2 separate regions of the Homo sapiens genome follow, and region 2 is linked to region 1. A link is a contact called in ENCODE Hi-C or POLR2A ChIA-PET data. All regions are on one chromosome and are shown on one strand. The core of a region is the stretch at or near the end of the contact, and the rest is flanking DNA. Distances in the headings are between cores, read along the strand shown.

Region 1 (4,591 bases), core at 318-2,817:
CCATGCCTTCTCACTCCCTCATCACCCTGCCCCAGGAGCTGGAAATCCCAGAAGACACAGTCCATATGCACAGCAACTGCCTCTCTCCTCCTTCTAGGCTCCCAGGAGCTATGACACAAGACTTTAGGACACCCCTCAGCAGCCCCTTCTCTGCAGCACTGGGCACAACCACCTGGTAACCACCTTGCTTCCTAACATTCACACAAGCTCCTGAATCTTACAAGAGCCTTCATGTTTGTCCTTTGGTTTGATTTCCCCACACCTCATACCCGCATCTTTCCACTGCACAGATGGGAGCAAGATCAAGAATACCTATAGGGCTTGGTCTAGGCTGCAGCAACACTCAGCAGTGGCTGTGGCAGTCCAGTGAATCTCAGGCTGTGAAGTCATGTCTGTGATTTCTACCAACTCTATTAACTTCAACACAGAAATCGGCAGAACTACTTCAGCTAAAACCTTGAAGTGACCCTCATTTCAGACATTCGCTAATGCTATACTTGACAAGAGAAAAGTCTAGCCAGATCCTTTTCCAGCCCCTTGACAAAGTGAACTAGCTTTTCCAAGGTTACACACTGTCCCTTCCCTCACCCAACAAAGCCAGCTAAAGTGGGCATTGCCTGATTTGCAGCAGTGGTGGGGACTCTGACTTATAGTTGCAGAGTCCTTGGCAGAGAATCTGCTTAATGCTGAGCCTTTGCTGAATGTATCATCTTGCCCTAGCATAACATGTGAAGCCTTGACATGAAGTTCCCCCCGGTCCACCTCCCATCCCTTGCAGCCCCAGGGGCCAAATCCTTAAAGTCAGACTTATAGTTGGCAAAATAATTCGCCCAAGCAGGTTGGGCAGGCAGAAAACAAAATAGGCCTTCACCTTCACCTTTAAATGGTGTTGGAATGTGTAAGCATCTCTACCTCTCTCATATCTGTCTCTCTAGCATTGAGCACTATGCCTGGCACTTGCCCACTCAGCTGAGGGGTGAACTTCTCAGGGTCTCTGCTCTTAATGAGTCACAGCCTTGGGGCCTGGGGAAGGCCAGTCATACACAGATGGTATCAGAACACCCAGGCAGAACCACTCCCTACCTCAGCCCTTGATGCTTTCAGAAAAGCATCTCAGTGGAGTGTCTTCAGTGAATAAAAAGAATGCATGGAACTGCTTCCAGTGAATCCCTGGTCTCCAGGAACTGGCGTCTGGCAGTTCTTTACTCAGGTTGGAAATCCTTCAAATACGTGTGTGGGAATGCCAATTTAAACATTGCACGTACACTGACACCTTTTTCAACCTCCTTAAAAACACAGGGCAACATGGTATATGGAACACCTTGCCACCCACCTCATTGGCTTCCAAAGCTGAGCATTCCCAGCTGCTGGAATGAGACAGGGCGCCAGCTGGATGCAGACAGCATTGTGAACAGTGCCCTGGATCCCACAGGAGCAGCAAGAAACTGAAACCCATTGGAATGTGCTTTGGGTTAGCAGAGATGACCTTGAAACCAGTCTAGCAGCAGAAAACTACAATCTACAGGGTACTTGCAGCTGTGATAGGGAGACAGAGGAGCAAGCACTAGGCAATTCATGCTGGAGGCTGGCCAGGTGTGCTCCTCCCCTCCCACCAGGGGCAGAGAGGATGGAAATTATGTGATTGCCAAGGGCAGCTGAGAAAAGGAGTCATGCCTGGGGTTTTGCTTTGTTGTGAGCTGAGTTGGGGGAATAAAGATCTGAGAGGAGCGGAGGAAGGCTGACTATGAGTGGTGAAGACGGTGAAGGCCAGCAGCAGCCTTCCACACCTATTCCATTGTCATCTGATGGACAGCCAAGACAAGCACTTTTCCTGGCTCTTACTTATGATATTGTCTTCACTATTTGGAGCAGTTGTGTGACAGGAGGCCTACCAGGAGCAGACAAAGCCTGATGCACCTTGCACTGCCCTTTGCCTCCATACCCCCCAGCGGAGGAGAGGATTTGAGCCTTATGTATTATTATACTTACTGTAATTCCCAAGAAAGAATGGGGGGTCTCTAATTGGTCCTACAGAGTTCTCAACCCTGTTTGCTCATTAAAATCACCTGGGGAGTTTCTATAAAACTACAGGAACTTAGGCCTCACTCCAATTAATTGCTCTCTTCATTTAAAAGGCAAACAATCCAAAAAGCTCTCCAAGGTTAAAAAAATCTGTAGCTTAAACTAATCAAACCTCAAGAATTCCAGGTTGACCAGGTACAGTTTTTCTAATTGGAATGTGGGCAGAGGCCCACTCACGGCAAATTCAGGGTGAAGTAGCACAGATAATATGCAAATGTGCCTGTATGGGTATGACTGTATTCTAATGCAACTTTATGTACAAAAATATGCAGGGCAGATTTAGTAGTTTGTCAACCCTTGTTCTACAAGAACATAGCTTCCATAGATAGAGCTGAGTGACATTTAATGTGTGGCAAAGAAGAATGACATGGTAAAAGACTGATATGGATTTAATGACAAATATTCCATATTGGTTGCTGAACACCAGAATGCTGTCCAAGGAACCATCGTTAAATAAAACAACCTGAAAATAAGGCAAATCTCACGTATACAAGCACACTCACACGAAACCTGTTACTTTTAGGATCATTAAATTATTCACTATTTTAACAAACAGCTGTAAAATAACATTACAGTGAAGAAAAATGTGCACAAACTTCAGAAACACAGTTTAGATTGTCTATGAACACAGGTCCTTAATTTGTATTTTTTCACATATGTACAGTCTCTTGATTGTAAAGAGACCACATGGCTCAAGGGGTTAACTTCTCATTTTCTCCTTCCAACTCGGAGCTCAAGATTTAATCAAAACCATTTAGCCTATTTAAATTGCTCCAGGTTTTGCTTAGTAAAGGGCAGCAGAGGAAGACTGCTCTTCATCAAATTCTCCAGGAAACAAATAATACACTTGCTTCCACCATCATTAATGAGTTGGTGGAAAAAGTCCTCAGATTAACGTTTTCAAGGGTGAACCGCAGTTAGCAGGGTTTGCCGAAGAAATATTATTCTAAAACTAGATAGAAGAAACAAACAACCTCCTGAATGCATTTAACCTCACTTAATGCAGGTAAGTTCCCTGAAGAATTGTAAGAAAAAATGGAATCACATTTTAAATGCACCAATAGAGTCGGGTGTTGGTAGTTGGATTGTTTTCTTCTGCTAAGAATGTGCTCATAGAAGGGATATCAACGTAGCAGCTGACTTTTTTATCCATGGTAATAGAAATAATGAGAGAGGTAAATGAAGTCCAAAGATTCCCACTGCCACTAAACTATTTTACATTAGCTTCACTCTCCACTCCCTGTTGAACCCATTCTCTAAAGTTGCTGATATGTAGTATATTTGATGCAGACGAGACCAGGCATAGCAATGGCAGCAAAAAAGCAAAAAAAAAGCGGATAATCAATCCATGAATAATCAAAAGTTGGATGAGATTTCATAGGCACAGACTTGAGAAAACTTAAAACAGCTGGAAGAGGTAGATGTACATGGAAAGAAACCCACAAAGCAGTAAGATTACCTAGAAATTGGCTATATTATTTTCAGGTGGGTCTAATATGTTTAGTATTCAGATTACAAATCAGAATTCAAAACGGACACTTGTTTGCTTGTATTACTCCTGACTAGAAGAAAATGAGAATTAATGTCTTTCAAAACTGTCTGTAGTTTGAAAACCTATTTGCATTTGTGAATAACAATAAACTGATTAAGAGGGCAAGATCAACAGGCATTATACAAGCCCAGAATTATCAGGATTTTTAAGTGTTTTTATAACCACAAAAACATGCTTTCCTACAGTCCCCAAAGAGGTTCTTTACTAGAATACAACTGATCAAGTATAAATTACTAGCATCCACAGAAACTTTGCTAAAAGTGTAAAAACAATCTCGTAGCTTTTTTTCCCCCTTCCACTGTGTCTGATATTTTGTGAAGATGCTTCCATGAAATGTGTAGGGTAACAATCACTAGAGAAGAAAACAATACTGCTTTCCACAACTCTAACTTCTAAAGGCTAACCTAGCACAGGGATCTTCAGCATAAGTAACTGAAATCTATACAAGAGTCATCTAACTACAGCCCCTTACTAGAAATGGAACATAGCTAGGATACCCTAATTAGGCGACAAAGACCAGCTTTGTCAATAAGGACATGTTTGGCCCTTCTAGGCTAGCCTTAAGTTTTTCATCAAGCATAAGAATTTTCAGTGTCCTTAATTTTATTATATAAATCATGACAAGTAAGTCTTCCTAGCAGCTGAGCTGGAGAATGCAAAAGGTCAGGCTACAATTATTCACACTGTCCTCAGCCTCTCTTCAGGACAGCCTGCACACTCCTGTTCCCAGGCCTTCCCTAAGACAGCGGTCATAATACTGATCTAACTCACAATGATGTGAGAAACAGCTAACAATTATTAAAAAGCATAAAGCACTTTGCAAATATCAAAGTGCTATTTTGGCATCTATATAACAACCAGAAAACATTCATTGTTTGTGCTATTTGGCAATTTTGCATTTACACCTCTCCCTGACTGGGCTCTTCTGGGTAAAGCCTTGAGATTTCTACTGTGCCT
Region 2 (4,398 bases), core at 72-2,571, 120 kb after region 1:
ACCTTTGCAGTGGATCCAGTACTGTGCGGATGTGGTTGAGTGACCAAGGAGGGCTCCAGTTTCCTTAACCCTGTAGACGTGTATCTTTCCCCATGGACTCTTGGGTGTCTCACAGTTGGGCAGAGATTGCAGGGAGAGGGCAGCTAAACCCTAGGCATTGACAATACCAGGGAAGGGCAGAGCCAGGGGGTCCCACTGGCCTGGGTGTCCAAGCGCCGAAGGAAACAAGGCAGGGAGCTGGGCAGCAGTTGCTTCGGTTACTTCTTTCTGCTTTGATTTCCTGAGGCTGGCAAGGCTCTGAGTGCCAGGAAGGGGTAAGAGTAGGGAATTTTCCTGTGTCCCCTGGGAGAATAATAGGTAGGCCAGGATGGCCAAGCCAGGTGCAGGGTTGGGGAGCGGAGTGGAGTTGAGCTGAGTTTTGGAGAGGAGTTTCTCAGGGTGGTTAAAACATCCTGGGTTTCCTGGCTTGGGCCCAGATTATGCCTCTTCTGAGCCCACTGAAGGGCGAGTGGACCTGCCTGGAGCAAGCTGCCTTTGGGGTCCCCAGGGCAGCGAGGAGCCCATAGTCCAGAGCTAGGTGCCAGTGGCTTCCTGCCCCCTCCTGTAGTGCTCAACAAACAGTGACCTCATGGTAGCTTCTCTCTGTCCCCAGGAACATCCCTGAAGAATGCTGGGAACTGCCTAAGCCCCGCAGTCATTGTCGGCCTCCTGAAAGAGGCTTCCAAGCAGGCGGATGTGAACTTGGTGAACGCTAAGCTGCTGGTGAAAGAGGCTGGCCTCAATGTGCGCCCCTCTCCCCCACGCTGCCTCCCCATCCCTGTCAGCACTAGTCTTCTCCCCCACATTTCCAGAGCCCGTTCTCTGAGCGGAGGCCTAGGTCCCAGCCTTGCATCGGCCTGTCTACCTGTGAGGGGTAGCTGCAGTTTCTTCAACTGCAAAATGAAGATACTGCCTGGCCCCGAGTGTTGCTAATGGCACTGCTTTGTGTATGAGTGCTGTGGGAATGGAGGCAGTAGAAGTGTCCCCATTTCACAGCCAAAGAAAATGACGAGCTAGTGTGTTTGACTCTGCCCGACATGGCTGCCAGGCCATGTTTGACTCTGCCTAACTCCCCTCAGGGCTCCTCATGCCGTAGCACCCGGGTTCTTGATTCACTTGCAAGCTCTAGGAGCCCTGCTGCCTTGCACGGCTTCCCGTTGGCGCCTTCCCCTCTGGTTCCCTGTTTAGATCAAAGTCTGTTTCAAAGCCTGTTGCTCAGCCAGTGGGAGCTGGCAGAAGGGATAGGCAGTAGAGCTGCCATGTCCTCACCCCTCTGCTCCCCTCCACTCCTGCATGCCAGTCATGCCACTGATGCCGTGCAGGAGGCTGTGTCAGAGCAGGAGGGGCCAGAGTGGAGTCTCCTCACAGCCCTGCCTCCCTGCTTTTCTTTCCTCCCTGTTTTCCTCCAAGCCTTCGCCTGTGCCTGGCAGATCTCTTTGCCCTCCCTTTAAGGAGATCATTGGCTGTTCCAGGAAGCTGATGCCGAAGGGCACACAGCTTGGCCCATTTGCCCTCTCCCTTCTGGTCCTGAATTACTGAGCACATTATCCAGGCTGGAGCCCTACATCCTACCAATGGGTGATTTGGCCAAGAGAGGAGGGTGGACGTGGTGCAGCCAGGAGGTGTAACAGTCACCTTGCCTTCTCCACACAGGTCACCACCTCCCACAGCCCTGCTGCACCAGGGGAGCAAGGCTTCGGGGAATGCCTCCTGGCCGTGGCCCTGGCAGGCGCCCCTTACCAGGCTGTGGGCTTGGTCCAAGGCACTACGCCTGTACTGCAGGGGCTCAATGGAGCTGTCTTCAGGCCAGAAGTGCCTCTCCGCAGGGACCTGCCCCTGCTCCTATTCCGGACTCAGACCTCTGACCCTGCAATGCTGCCTACCATGATTGGTGAGGAGGGCCCTGTAGGGCTGGCTGGTGTCCTTGAGGCTGGGGTGGGGTCTGCCCTGGAATTGAACTCTACCCACCTTCCTTTAGCCCCTCTTCATGTCCCAGGGTGTCTCTGGATCTGCACCATACAGAGGGTCTGATGCCAGTTTTCAGAACCTTCAGGGAGTGGATACTCAGTTCAAAGAGGGAAAGTGCCTTATCCAGGGTCACAGAGCAGCATGGCAGGGGTGGGGCCATAGCCTCTATTCCTGCCCAGCTGTGGATCCTCAGCTTGCCATGTTAGGTACACTGGACCAGCTTGTGGAGCCATAGCCCAGGAGCTCAGGGACATTGAGTGCAGGTTTCTTACTCCTACCTGCTGGCCCTGTGGCTGTCCCTGGTGGCCAGCCCAGCTGCAGCAAAACCTACAAAGCCTCCAGCCATGGTAGGCGTCTTGGACCTGCCCCAGTCAGCTGGGGCTTGGGCTGCTAGGGGTTTTGGCACACGTCCATGTTTGGCGGAGGGTGTGCCTTCAAACCCTGAAGGGCCTAATTTCACCATTCTTTCTGGCTGCCCAAGGGAACTTCCCTGCTTTTCTCCCTTGCTGTTGGCTGGATAAAACTGGCAATCAGAAAGTCAAGAGCTACAGCTGATGGTCATGGTGTTCCCAGAGAGTCAGGAATATCCATGGAAGCTGAGCAGATGCCCTGTTGCTCTCCCATCTCAGCTCTTTGATTCTGAGACCATCATCCGCTCATTGCACCTTTGATCACAAAAGCTTTGAACTTCTGATTCTGCTCCCAATCCCTCGCTCCTTTTTCCCCTATCCCCTGTGCCAACCAGGAGTTTCTTCTATTTCCAGGCCTCCTGGCAGAGGCAGGCGTGCGGCTGCTGTCCTACCAGACTTCACTGGTGTCAGATGGGGAGACCTGGCACGTCATGGGCATCTCCTCCTTGCTGCCCAGCCTGGAAGCGTGGAAGCAGCATGTGACTGAAGCCTTCCAGTTCCACTTCTAACCTTGGAGCTCACTGGTCCCTGCCTCTGGGGCTTTTCTGAAGAAACCCACCCACTGTGATCAATAGGGAGAGAAAATCCACATTCTTGGGCTGAACGCGGGCCTCTGACACTGCTTACACTGCACTCTGACCCTGTAGTACAGCAATAACCGTCTAATAAAGAGCCTACCCCCAACTCCTTCTGCACTTTTGTGTGGTCATTATCCTAAAGCGCCACCAGAGGGCGTCCAAAGGCAGACGTAGGGTTTGGTTTAGACTGCGGGAGCGGAGCGGGTGTGGGGGAAGATGGGGATGAGCAAATGGCTTGGTTGAGTTCTTTGAAGGTGATCCCTCTCTTGTCTGCCGAAGGTTACTCAGAGGCACTTTTACAGGAGCAAAGCTCAATGTATTTCACAGTGCTACGGTATTTCAGACCCCTTCCATCTGGGAATATACATGCACGTTAATAAGTAAGATTCAACACACAAGCCCAGCATTATGTACCAGGCACTGGGCTAGGTGCTTTACTTTAAGAGGAGAATTCAAACCTGACCCTTTTTCCATAGAAGTCTGGTGGGAGGGACAGAGCATGCAGAGGTGACTGGAAGCAGTGAGTGATGCTACAACAGAGGTGTATAGGAAATTCTCTAGAGTCCAAAGGAGGAAGTAATTTGAGCTGAGGATATTGGTGTCTCAGGAGATGTTTAGAAGGATTTCATAAGGGAAAGAAAGTGTAAAATTATGGGGGTATGAGACTATTTGGCAAGTTCACAAAGCAAGGTCAGTGTGGGTTGGTGAACATGTCACTTTTTTTTGAAAGATGATTTTCATGCAAAATACAGCTGAACGGCACTCTACCCAAAAGATTCACTTCAGGGAATTTTTTTCCCCATTAATAAGGGATGATCCATTCTTACTGTGTGCCCAGTAGTGTCTGTTTCTGAGATTCCTGGCCTGGCTAAGAAGGCTTGACACAGGGCAGCTGCTTGGCACTGGCAGGGGCGAGTCCAGCACTCTGGCCTCCTTAGTTTTGTGATGGAGCTAAGCATCAATAAGAACTCCAGCAGTAAGGGCTGTGTTAGTGTCTGCAGTGAACTCAGAGGGGTTGGCCTTGCTGTAGCTCACCTTGAAGGGAATGGGCCTGGTTGTGAATGTCATGGTCAACTCTGGACAGCTGTCTGACTGGGAACTCAGTGTTTAATTATCCTAGACCTTTGTTTCCTCATCTGTGGGAGGGCTAATGGTGCCTCTCACAGAACTGCAATGAGAATTTACTGGATTAAACAGTGACTTACGGGAAGTGCCAGGAGCACTTGGTGAATGTTGGTTTCTTCATCCTATGTTAGTCTGAGAGCAGACAGGCAGGTCTCAATTCTTTACATAGAACCAACCCCATGAACCAAATAGTTCTCAACATGACCTCATTGCAATTATGTTCAGCCAGATCTAGACACTGGGTGTCCTGACATCAGACAACCCATTCTCTCCAACTG

What was found. Hi-C counts contacts between places; a loop is a spot of excess contacts on that map. ChIA-PET counts read pairs that join two places held with the same protein, here RNA polymerase II (POLR2A). Pooled maps may share reads with other maps.
Region 2: a map of PC-3 shows a loop between it and region 1 (4-fold over the local background). The contact joins two enhancer-like sites. A Hi-C loop is called at or near these places in 9 of 168 maps with a recorded cell type or tissue (GM12878, HCT116, K562 and 6 more), 17 of 37 single-sample maps with no recorded cell type and 15 of 50 pooled maps. POLR2A ChIA-PET finds 5 or more read pairs at or near these places in 1 of 52 experiments (H1).

The regions. Positions count from the first base shown.
Region 1 is chr1:119,616,969-119,621,559 of GRCh38, forward strand. It overlaps ZNF697 (zinc finger protein 697), which reads right to left. Exons shown (of 3, transcript NM_001080470.2): 3 at 2,409-4,591. Among named protein-coding and RNA genes, the nearest start is that of LINC00622, 20 kb to the left of the region's middle. RefSeq lists a silencer at 464-664. Within about 2 kb of position 1,568, at least 2 of the 41 ENCODE cell types and tissues checked have a DNase peak (open chromatin) inside an H3K27ac peak, as active enhancers do.
Region 2 is chr1:119,741,115-119,745,512 of GRCh38, forward strand. It overlaps PHGDH (phosphoglycerate dehydrogenase), which reads left to right. Exons shown (of 12, transcript NM_006623.4): 10 at 653-783; 11 at 1,693-1,930; 12 at 2,772-3,101. The coding sequence ends at 2,926. Among named protein-coding and RNA genes, the nearest start is that of HMGCS2, 26 kb to the right of the region's middle. Within about 2 kb of position 1,322, at least 7 of the 41 ENCODE cell types and tissues checked have a DNase peak (open chromatin) inside an H3K27ac peak, as active enhancers do.